2 separate regions of the Homo sapiens genome follow, and region 1 is linked to region 2. Evidence: chromatin loops called from intact Hi-C (ENCODE). Cell type or tissue: HCT116. All regions are shown on one strand. Each heading gives the region's core, and the rest is flanking DNA. Links, peaks and the distances in the headings are about the cores only.

What was found. Peaks named below come from ENCODE experiments on the same cell type or tissue, not always from the same donor. Only the 100,000 strongest peaks of a DNase experiment are listed, where the experiment ranks them.
Region 1: it touches region 2 in a loop (5-fold over the local background); 5 of 110 quality-filtered maps call a loop at or near these places.

What each region holds. Positions count from the first base shown.
Region 1 is chr9:72,805,353-72,810,658 of GRCh38, forward strand. It overlaps TMC1 (transmembrane channel like 1), which reads left to right. Exons shown (of 24, transcript NM_138691.3): 18 at 30-158. Among named protein-coding and RNA genes, the nearest start is that of LINC01474, 66 kb to the right of the region's middle. In HCT116, for the core only: a CTCF peak has its summit at 2,964; a DNase peak (open chromatin) is centred at 2,959.
Region 2 is chr9:72,030,105-72,035,482 of GRCh38, forward strand. LOC101927108 (a long non-coding RNA gene) reads left to right here. Exons shown (of 5, transcript XR_001746719.1): 1 at 1-77; 2 at 5,300-5,378. Among named protein-coding and RNA genes, the nearest start is that of C9orf57, 28 kb to the right of the region's middle. In HCT116, for the core only: no CTCF peak of the experiment used is centred there; no DNase peak of the experiment used is centred there.

The sequences.
Region 1 (5,306 bases), core at 1-5,000, 780 kb after region 2:
GTGTTTTAATAGAGATAATATCTCAACAGGAGTTTGTGAGGCTGACAGTCTCTGATGTTCTGACCACCTACGTCACAATCCTCATTGGGGACTTTCTAAGGGCATGTTTTGTGAGGTTTTGCAATTATTGCTGGTGCTGGGACTTGGAGTATGGATATGTAAGTATGATGTTAATTTTGCTTTTTTTTTTTTTTAAATTTATTTATTTTTTATTGATAATTCTTGGGTGTTTCTCACAGAGGGGGATTTGGCAGGGTCATAGGACAATAGTGGAGGGAAGGTCAGCAGATAAACAAGTGAACAAAGGTCTCTGGTTTTCCTAGGCAGAGGACCCTGCGGCCTTCCGCAGTGTTTGTGTCCCTGGGTACTTGAGATTAGGGAGTGGTGATGACTCTTAAGGAGCATGCTGCCTTCAAGCATCTGTTTAACAAAGCACATCTTGCACCACCCTTAATCCATTTAACCCTGAGTGGACACAGCACATGTTTCAGAGAGCACAGGGTTGGGGGCAAGGTCACAGATCAACAGGATCCCACGGCAGAAGAAGTTTTCTTAGTACAGAACAAAATGAAAAGTCTCCCATGTCTACTTCTTTCTACACAGACACGGCAACCATCCGATTTCTCAATCTTTTCCCCACCTTTCCCGCCTTTCTATTCCACAAAGCCGCCATTGTCATCCGGGCCCATTCTCAATGAGCTGTTGGGCACACCTCCCAGACGGGGTGGTGGCCGGGCAGAGGGGCTCCTCACTTCCCAGTAGGGGCGGCCGGGCAGAGGCGCCCCTCACCTCCCGGGCGGGGCGGCTGGCCGGGCGGGGGGCTGACCCCCCACCTCCCCTCCCGGACGGGGCGGCTGGCCGGGCAGGGGGCTGACCACCCCACCTCCCTCCCGGATGGGGCGGCTGGCCGGGCAGAGGGGCTCCTCACTTCCCAGTAGGGGCAGCCGGGCAGAGGCGCCCCTCACCTCCTGGACGGGGCGGCTGGCCGGGTGGGGGGCTGACCCCCCCACCTCCCTCCCGGACGGGGCGGCTGGCCGGGCGGGGGGCTGACGCCCCCACCTCCCTCCCGGACGGGGTGGCTGCCGGGCGGAGACGCTCCTCAGTTCCCAGACTGGGTGGCTGCCGGGCGGAGAGGCTCCTCATTTCTCAGACGGGGCGGCTGCCGGGCGGAGGGGCTCCTCACTTCTCAGACGGGGCAGTTGCCGGGCAGAGGGTCTCCTCACTTCTCAGATGGGGCGGCCGGGCAGAGATGCTCCTCACCTCCCAGACGGGGTCGCAGCCGGGCAGAGGTGCTCCTCACATCCCAGATGATGGGCGGCCGGGCAGAGGCGCTCCTCACTTCCTAGATGTGATGGTGGCCGGGAAGAGGTGCTCCTCACTTCCTAGGTGGGATGGCGGCCGGGCGGAGACGCTCCTCACTTTCCAGACTGGGCAGCCAGGCAGAGGGGCTCCTCACATCCCAGACGATGGGCGGCCAGGCAGAGACGCTCCTCACTTCCCAGACGGGGTGGCAGCCGAGCAGAGGCTGCAATCTCGGCACTTTGGGAGGCCAAGGCAGGCGGCTGGGAGGTGGAGGTTGTAGCGAGCCGAGATCACGCCACTGCACTCCAGCCTGGGCACCATTGAGCACTGAGTGAACGAGACTCCGTCTGCAATCCCGGCACCTCGGGAGGCTGAGGCTGGCGGATCACTTGCGGTTTGGGGCTGGAGACTGGCCTGGCCAACACAGCGAAACCCCGTCTCCACCAAAACCAGTCAGGCGTGTCGGCGCGAGCCTGCAATCGCAGGCACTCGGCATGCTCAGTCAGGAGAATCAGGCAGGGAGGTTGCAGTGAGCCGAGATGGCAGCAGTACAGTCCAGCTTCGGCTCAGCATGAGAGGGAGACCGTGGAAAGAGAGGGAGAGGGAGACCATGGGGAGAGGGAGAGGGAGTAATTTTGCGCTTATAAGGTTTTTCCTTTGTAATTCGTCATTTACACACACTATATAAGAGAAAGGCATCATAGAGTTTAGTGGATGGGATCACCGTTTTAGGTGCAATAAATGAAGACCAATGAGTACATTTATAATGCAGAGAAGTTCAGACTCGAGTATCATGGTTTACAATATTCTAGTAAAATTAGCACAAGATAGCAAAAGCAATGGACCTCAACTTGTCAGCTGAAATGTTGAACTCAGTAAATCTTGGCCCTGTAGCCCACCTTCTCCCTATAAGTTTACTAGCATTTCTAGAAGCAGGGAAAGATGGCTAATATCAACTGCATATTCTATTTATGCCTTTGAATTCTACTAAACTCCTGGATACTATCATATGCCAGTCACTGTGCAGTAGATGGGGTGGATAAAAGGATTTGATAAATATGGTACTTGCTTCACAAAGTTCACAGTCTAATAAGAGCTCGAAAGAGACACACACAAGAGGCTGCAGAAGGTTCAAGGAAGGCCTAGTTTGCTGTCATGCATCTGGCAAGTGGTGGAGCTGAATTCTGGCAGGGGCGGCTTCTTTTCCTGAAACAATGGCTCAGGTCTCTCAGAACCACACTGGTGCTGACTCCATCACCAGCTTTCCTTCTATGGTCATCCTCAGGTCCCCCAACAAAGTCTGAGGGCAACAGCACACTCATCACCCTGTGATTAGCACATTGCCTGGTTTCCACTGTCCTCCTTTGAGTCAAACTGGTCTCAGTCATCCTGGAAAATATGACCTGGGGGGTTGGTAGTACTCATTTGCTTAAAATCTTCCAGTGGCTTCTCAAGTACTTAGAATGATTTCCAAATCCCTTTCTAGGCCTTCAGTACCCTGGATGATCTGCTCCTTTTCTTTCTCTCTCAAGTCATTTGCTACCTCTTTTGCTCTTGCTTTGTAAAGTTCACATGGGCTTCTTTTTATGCTCAAACATGGGCTGCTTTTTATGCTCAAACACAAGATGGTCCTTGCATTTGTAATTGCTGTTTCTCCCGCAAGGGGTGCTGTTGCCCTAGAGCTAGGAATGGCTGGTTTCTTCTTGTCATTAAAGACTCAGCTATTATGTTACCTCCTTAGTGCTCTTCTCTGACCACCTATTCTAATGTAGCCAATCAGGCACTGTTTATATCAACACACTGTTCTGTTTTCTTCATAAGATGTGCATCTATTTGACATTACTCTTGTAAAATGTACTCATGGTCTATCTCCCTCTGTTAGAAAGAATACTCTATGAAAATAGAGGCCCTGACCTCTCTTATTTGAACTGTGTGAGTCACGTAGCAGGCAGCATGTGTTGGCTGGCTGTTTGAATGTTGAACCTTCTCATTTTTGCACCATCAAGGCAGCACTGTCTATTGCCAGAACTCTGCCTCCTTCGAAGCATGTGCCCATGGAGTCTCAGTGTTTGTAATGTTTTTGAGTTATTGAGCCAGTAATGCTTCTCTCCTCACCAGTGAGGGAATATCCTTTATAGCTGATCTTCTATCTCTTTTATCTCCTGCCCTCTAGTCTCTGGATGAGTCCAACAGTTAGGACTGTTTTCAAGATTTCAGGCTAGATCTGTCTGGCTGTCTGACTTTGAGATGGTACCTTTTATAAGGTCGTCTCCATCACCCTCATTGAAAGTGCCTCCTCGGACTGGCCAAAAGCAGTTAGGTAATGCTCTTCGGTGAACGACAGTGAGGTAATGGCTACAGATACAGGATGCTCTTGTGTTGCTTTCCCATTCTTTGCTATGAGGTATTCAGCTGGCTTGGTTTCATTTCTATTTTCCTTACCTGATTCAGCTCCTCTGAGGCAGACATAAAAATTGCCATTTCTTCCTTAGACCATTGCTTGGCTTGTACTTACCTTTTATCCCTTGGCTGCCTTCTTCTTAAGTGGCAGAAAATCTGAGTGCAAATATGAAGTCAATATTACATGACCTGGATGCATAAAAGCTGTAATTAAATGACTGTAATTTATTATTTATTGACTGCTGACAGTGTTCCTGGGTTAGTAGAAAGTACAGGAAAAAAGACAAGTTCCTGTTTTAGGTCACAGAGAAGGAATTTTCTCCCACGTTACCTTTGGAAGGCTCAAAAAAGCTCTGTCAGAATCAAAACAAGTTTTAAAACATTAATGATGGATGACGAATCTTTGATGTAGATCCCATTGTCATTGACTTACCAAATGGATAGCTTACACGGGTGAGGGCCTACTAGGTGCAAGCCATTATGAACAAACTCTGTGCTAGGTGATAAAGGAATACAGGGATGTAGAAGATGTAGACTTACGTAGAGGTTGCAAATTTGGCCTGCAGGGTAGATTCAGCTAATGGATATTTTTGTTTGGTATGCCCAGTGGTGGTGTTTGTTTTTGTTTCATTTTTTATGAGCTAATATTTTAAAATGAGAGCTCTTACATAAAAACACATGGATTTATTGTTTTTCTTGAAAGGCTGGCAACATTAAATCTGTATTCCCACTAGGGAGAAATTGGCTGGAGTTGAGAAACCACTGCCATCTGCAGTTGGGATATTCATTCTCCAGTTCCTCATACTCTTCACCACTCTTTTCTCTTACAAGCTCCCGATATAAATAGAGAAATCAATTGTATGGCCCTTGAAGAGAAAGTGTGTGTGTGTTTGTGTGTGTGTGTGAGAGAGAGAGAGACAGGCGTGCATCAGTAGAAATGCAGACACAGAGGAGGAGACATTTGAACTAAGTCTTGAAGAATGATCAGGATTTCAAGAGATGAAAGAAAGAATTCCCGGTGGAGGGACAAGTGTAAGACAGAGCACCAGAGATAGATAGTGTGGGCAATCCAGGCATAGATTAAAAAAAAAAAAAAAAAAAACTAAAATGAGGCTGTTTTAGAGCAGAAAAGGCTAATAAGAATGTTTCTCTGCTATTCTCCTAGACCTGCTAATCAATAATATGGTTTCAGAAAGTACCTGTCATGAAGGGAAGGACAACCTGAGATAGGCAGAGGACATACTTGAGAATTCTGTCAGAAATAAAAGATAAAATCATGGTCCTTTCTACTGTATGCATGCATGTGCATGTATACACACACACAAAGCACATGATTTTTTTCTTCTGAATTCCAAAAATAATGCCAGTTTATTGTAGAAAATTTGGAAAATATAACAAAGCTAATATGAAAGTAAAAATCATAGGTAATCTCTGCCACTAATGAGATTAATTATTTGGATTGTTGAATCAAATAGTGTTAGATAACAAGTGCTACATATTTATATATAGTAACAGATTTTTATAAATATACACATATATACTTTTGTATACGTATATATGTGTGTAAACAGGTAGTAGAGTAGACTGGTTACTTGCTTTTATTT
Region 2 (5,378 bases), core at 223-5,222:
CCAACCAGCCAATTTTGAAACCATCCAGAGGAAGACTATTACAGGTAGAAGAAAATGCAAGAGGAAATTCCTGGGCTGTGAGTAAACTTGGTGTGTTTGAGGAAGAGAAAGATGTCAATGTACTTACAGTGGAGGGAGTGGGAGGGAATAGGTGGGTGAGGTCCCTCAGGCCAAGGCCATGATAAGGAGCTGAGATTTTATTCCAAGGATAAAGGAGAGCCATTGAACAGGTGAGTGACTCAATATGATTTACATTTATAAAAACTATATTACTTATTTAATCCTCTAAACAAATAGTGGGGTAATTAGTACTTAAAGATAAAGAAAAGAAGATCCTGAAAATTTATGTGATGGATTCAAGGGTCACCTAGTAAGGGTCTGAGCAGAGCCTGAAAGCTGGATCTTCAAAGTCCCAAGGTGCTTTTTTTCCTGTATACCAGCCCAGAGCAAAGTAAGATTCATGGTAAGAATGAGAGATGGATGGGTTATTTTATTTGTAAATATTCTAAGTGCATGATAGAGTTGGAGTGCACATGTGGGTGTGTCCTGGAGAAACAGATTTCTTAGTGGATCTGTATATGCAGCAGGAATTCAGCTAGCTTTGGGGGTTAAGAGATAATGGTGACTACTGCAATAGCTCAAGCTTATGGAGAGCTTACTATGTGCCAGACACTGTTCTAAATGTTTTACAAACCAACCAACCAACCAACCAACTAACCAACCAACCAACCAACCAACCAAACCAATAAGCAAACAAAACGGTCTTTAAGAGAGCATTACAGGCAGAGGAAAGAACAAAGTTCCTGAGATAAAAAGAAGCTTGGTATGTCTGATGAATAGAAAGAGGTCAATGTACTTACAGCTGGAAGGTATTGTCATTATTCCAGCTTTACAGATAAGGAAACTGAGGCTTAGAGAGGTTAATAATTTGCCAAAGATTATACAACCAGTAAGTAGCAAGAACTCTAGAGCACACAATTTCAACCATATAATAGGCTGCTATTTATTAAGTGGCTCATGTACAGGAGTGCTATACAAATTATTTATGACCCAGCCGGACAATGTGCCCATTATTAGCCTCCTCATATGTTAGTTAATAGAATTTATACTCTTTAGAGAGTATAAATAACTTTCCCAAGGAGGCCAGGCGTGGTGGCCCACACCTGTAATCCCAGCACTTTGGGAGGCCGAGGCAGGCAGATCATGATCATGGTCAAGACCGAGACCATCCTGGCTAACAAGGTGAAACACTGTCTCTACTAAAAATAGAAAAAAAAAAATAGCTGGGCATGGTGGCAGTTGCCTGTAGTCCCAGCTACTCGGGAGGCTGAGGCAGGAGAATGGCGTGAACCTGGGAGGCGGAGCTTGCAGTGAGCTGAGATGGCACCACTGCACTTCAGCCTGGGTGACACAGTGAGATTCCATCTCAAAACAAAAACAAAAAGAAAAAAAACTGCCCCAAGGCTGCTCAGAGAGCTGGGAATCCAATCCAGATGGGCCCAGTGGCCAAATTCATGCTCTTTGCTTTACATTCTGCCACCTCTTAGGACCTTCAAAAAGATACTGTCTGGGCCAGGAGCAGTGGCTCATGCCTGTAATCCCAGCACTTTGGGAGGCCGAGGCAGGCAGATCACCTGAGGTCGGGAGTTCAAGACTAGCCTGACCAACATGGAGAAAACCCGTCTCTACTAAAAATACAAAATTAACCGGGCATGGTGGCACCTGCCTGTAATCCCAGCTACTCAGGAGGATAAGGCAGGAGAATTGCTTAAACCTAGGAGGTGGAGGTTCAGGTGAGCCAAGATTGTGCCATTGCACTCCAGCCTGGGCAACAAGAGTGAAACTCCGTCTCAAAAAAAAAAAAAAGAAAACAAAAAACAAGATCCTATCTATTAAATTGGACAAAATAGCAGGCCTTTTACCAACCCGAAGTGAAATGCCCAAACCTAAGGTCAGCAGCATCTTAGGTGTTCTTGTTATTAATCCACTAAAATGCTTAAATTGAAAAAATAAAAAAAAAAAGCAGCTCTGGAGTCTTGCCAAGAGGAGAGTTATAGCATTTAAGGGGCAGGACCCTTCCAGAGGACCATGGCCAAAGATGTGGTTTCAAAAGCCTAAAGCTACAATTTTCTCCACAAGGAAGAGATGGGTATAGTGGCAACCACTAGAGAACTGGGAAGGGATATGAATTTACCTCAGGGGGAACCTATCCCTGTACCCATAGCGTCAAACCTGTTAGCCAGCTAGTCTTGTGTTTTTCATATTTTCCCAATGATTTGATGCACTTAATACTTCTTGCCTTTCATAACGACCTCAAGGCAGGCATATAGTGACTTTGGTTTCTAACCAAGAGAATTTCATGATCATGTATGTATACAAATGCTTCATCTCTTTCTTCTATGAATACTATCACATTTCTCATTAGTCTTAAATAGTTCTTATGGTTGTTTTCCTTTTATCCTTTTCTTTTATTTTTTTAAATTTGAGACAGAGTCTCGTTCTTGTTGCCCAGGCTGGAGTGCAGTGGCGTAATCTTGGCTCACTACAACCTCCGCCTCCCTGCCTCAGCCTCCCGAATAGCTGGGATTACAGGCACCCACCACCATGCCTGGCCAATTTTTGCACTTTTAGGAGAGATGGGGTTTCACCATGTTGGCCAGGCTGGTCTCAAACTCCTGACCTCAACTGCTCCACTCACCTCTGCCTCCCAAAGTTCTGGGATTACAGGTGTGAGCCACCACACCTGGCCCTTATGACTGTTTTCTAACAGTCAAATCCTTCCAAATATATTATTAGTTGTAATTGTGTGTTGAAGAGAGTGTTTATAGTGACTACTGCCTGCTCATGTTGGATTTTTACTGTAGCATTTAATAACCATGAAATTAATATAGAAACAGCTGAAATATAGAAACACTGAAATCTTGAGTTCAGTGCCAAGATAATTGACATTTTAGACAATAAGGTTAAAGAATAAAAGACCTATTGAAATCTTAGTTAAATTGTTATCTATCTTTAATCTTGTGAAACATTCACTGAAAGTTTCTACTGCTGTTTTTCTGGGGCTTTTCAGTCTTATGAAAAGAACTGAAAAGAAACTTTAAAAAGGTCCATTTTATTGAATCCATGTAGTCAACAGGTCATGTGGCCGTGAGTAAATCTTAGACAACAAAACTTAAAACCTTCATGAATGTCTCTACTAAAAATACAAAAAATTAGCTGGGTGTGGTGGTGGGTGCCTGTAGTCCCAGCTAATCGGGAGGCTGAGGCAGGGAGGTGGAGTTTGCAGTGAGCCAAGATCGCGCCACTGCACTCCAGCCTGGGTGACAGAGTGAGACTCTGTCTCAAAAAAAAAAAAACAAAGAAAAAACCTTCATGAATATTATCTATAAGCATATGATTATGTAGGTCTTTTGGGTTAAAGAAAGGACTTGTGTCCAAGGGGCTGAAGACTCATGAGTTTTTACTATTTCTGTAGATTATTAATTAATATTGAAAGGCGACTTTGCCAAATGTAGCCTGCAAGTGAGGGGAGTTAATGGCCCTAAGGGATGTCCTCAACCAAATGCTCTGGCTGTCCACCTCCTAGACGGACAATTCTAGGAGGCATTTTGTACACTTTTCAAGAGGTGCCAGAGGAATCGAGATAGGAGGTAGGAGCAATCTTGCTGATGCACTTTTTTTTTTTTTTGACAGATAGTCTCCCGCTGTCACCCAGGCTGGAGTGCAGTGGTGCAATCTCAGCTCACTGCAACTTCTGCCTCCCAGGTTCAAGCAATTCTCATGCCTCAGCCTCCCCAGTAGCTGGGATTACAAGTGCGTTCCACCAAGCCCAGTTAATTTTTGTATTTTTAGTAGAGATGAGGTTTCACCATATTGGTCAGGCTGGTCTCAAACTCCTGACCTCAAGTAATCTGCCTGCCTCAGCCTCCCAAGGTGCTCAGATTACAGGTGTGAGCCACCGTGCCTGGTCTGACTCACTCCTTTTTTTTTTTTTTTTTTTGAGATGGACTCTTGCTGTGTCGCCCAGGCTGGAGTGCAGTGGTGCAATCTCGGCTCGCTGCAACCTCAGCTCGCTGCAACCTCAGCCTCCCAGGTTCAAGCGATTCTCCTGCCTCAGCCTCTCGAGTAGCTGGGAGTACAACCCAGCTAATTTTTGCATTTTTAGTAGAGACATGGTTTCACCATGTTGGACAGGCTGGTCTCCAACTCCTGACCTCGAGTGATCTGTCCATCTCGGCCTCCCAAAGTGCTGACATTACAGGCATGAGTCATTATGCCTGGCCAGGTCAGCCAACTATTAACTTAAGGGAATCTATAAGAGCCAGACAGCTTCCCTGGAAGCATATAAAGAGAATCTTGTCTCTTGCAGCTGTGGGACAGCCTGGGCTATAGATCAGGCCTAGGAATTAATAATAAGGTGACCAAGCTGCAAGAACAAGTGAATGTGTAGCCTCCACTTCTCTTCTGTGTTAGGCTGCCAGCTTGAAAAAGTTTGCATGGATGTGTCTGAGAACCTTGAACTTTTTGCTGTATTCCTTTGACCCCTCTTGGCTGGCAGAAATAACAGTTCTTACTAAAAGGGAAGAGCCTCCGTTTGCCTGAAGACCAAGAAAGACCTCACCTGAAGCGGTTGTGTCAAAAGATGGTGGTCAAAGGCTGGTGTGGTGGCTCAAGCTTGTAATCGCAGCACTTTGGGAGGCTGAGGCAGGAGGATTGCTTGAGCTCAGGAGTTTGAGACCAGCCTGGGTGCCATAGCAAGTCCTCATCTGTACTAAAAAAAAAAAAAAAAAAAAAAAAAATCGCTGGGCATGCTGGTGCATGCTTCTAGTCCCAGCTACTTGGGGGGCTGAGGTGGGAGGATCACTTGCCAGGAGGTTGAGACTGAAGTAAGCCATGATTGTACCACTGTGCTCCAGCCTGGGCAACAGAGGGAGACCCTGTCTCAAAAAAAAAATAATAATAATAATAATAGTAAATAAATAAATAAAATGAAAGATAATGGTTGTTCTCGTGATCTGACACTCTCAACCCCACCCTCCAGCTCATTGCCTCCAGACCAATAACTATGGTCAGGTCTCAGCATAACCCAAAAAGGAAGGTTTAATATCTGCTATAGTAGAAATAGGTATTCACCAAAATAACTACAGAACTTGGCATGCAAAATATGTACTGTCTGGAACCAGCGGAGCATGTGCAGGAATGGTTTTGAGAGTACTGGGTTAGGGGAGGGTGGAAGAGCAAAATATAAAGCTGATTAGGGGAGAGTGAAATAACACTGGAATGCTCTTTCATGATTCAGGATTAAATGTTCTAGCAAGGAAACATGAAGCTGGTCCAACGTGCTGCTGGGATGGCTCCTTGAAGCTTGAACATGATGA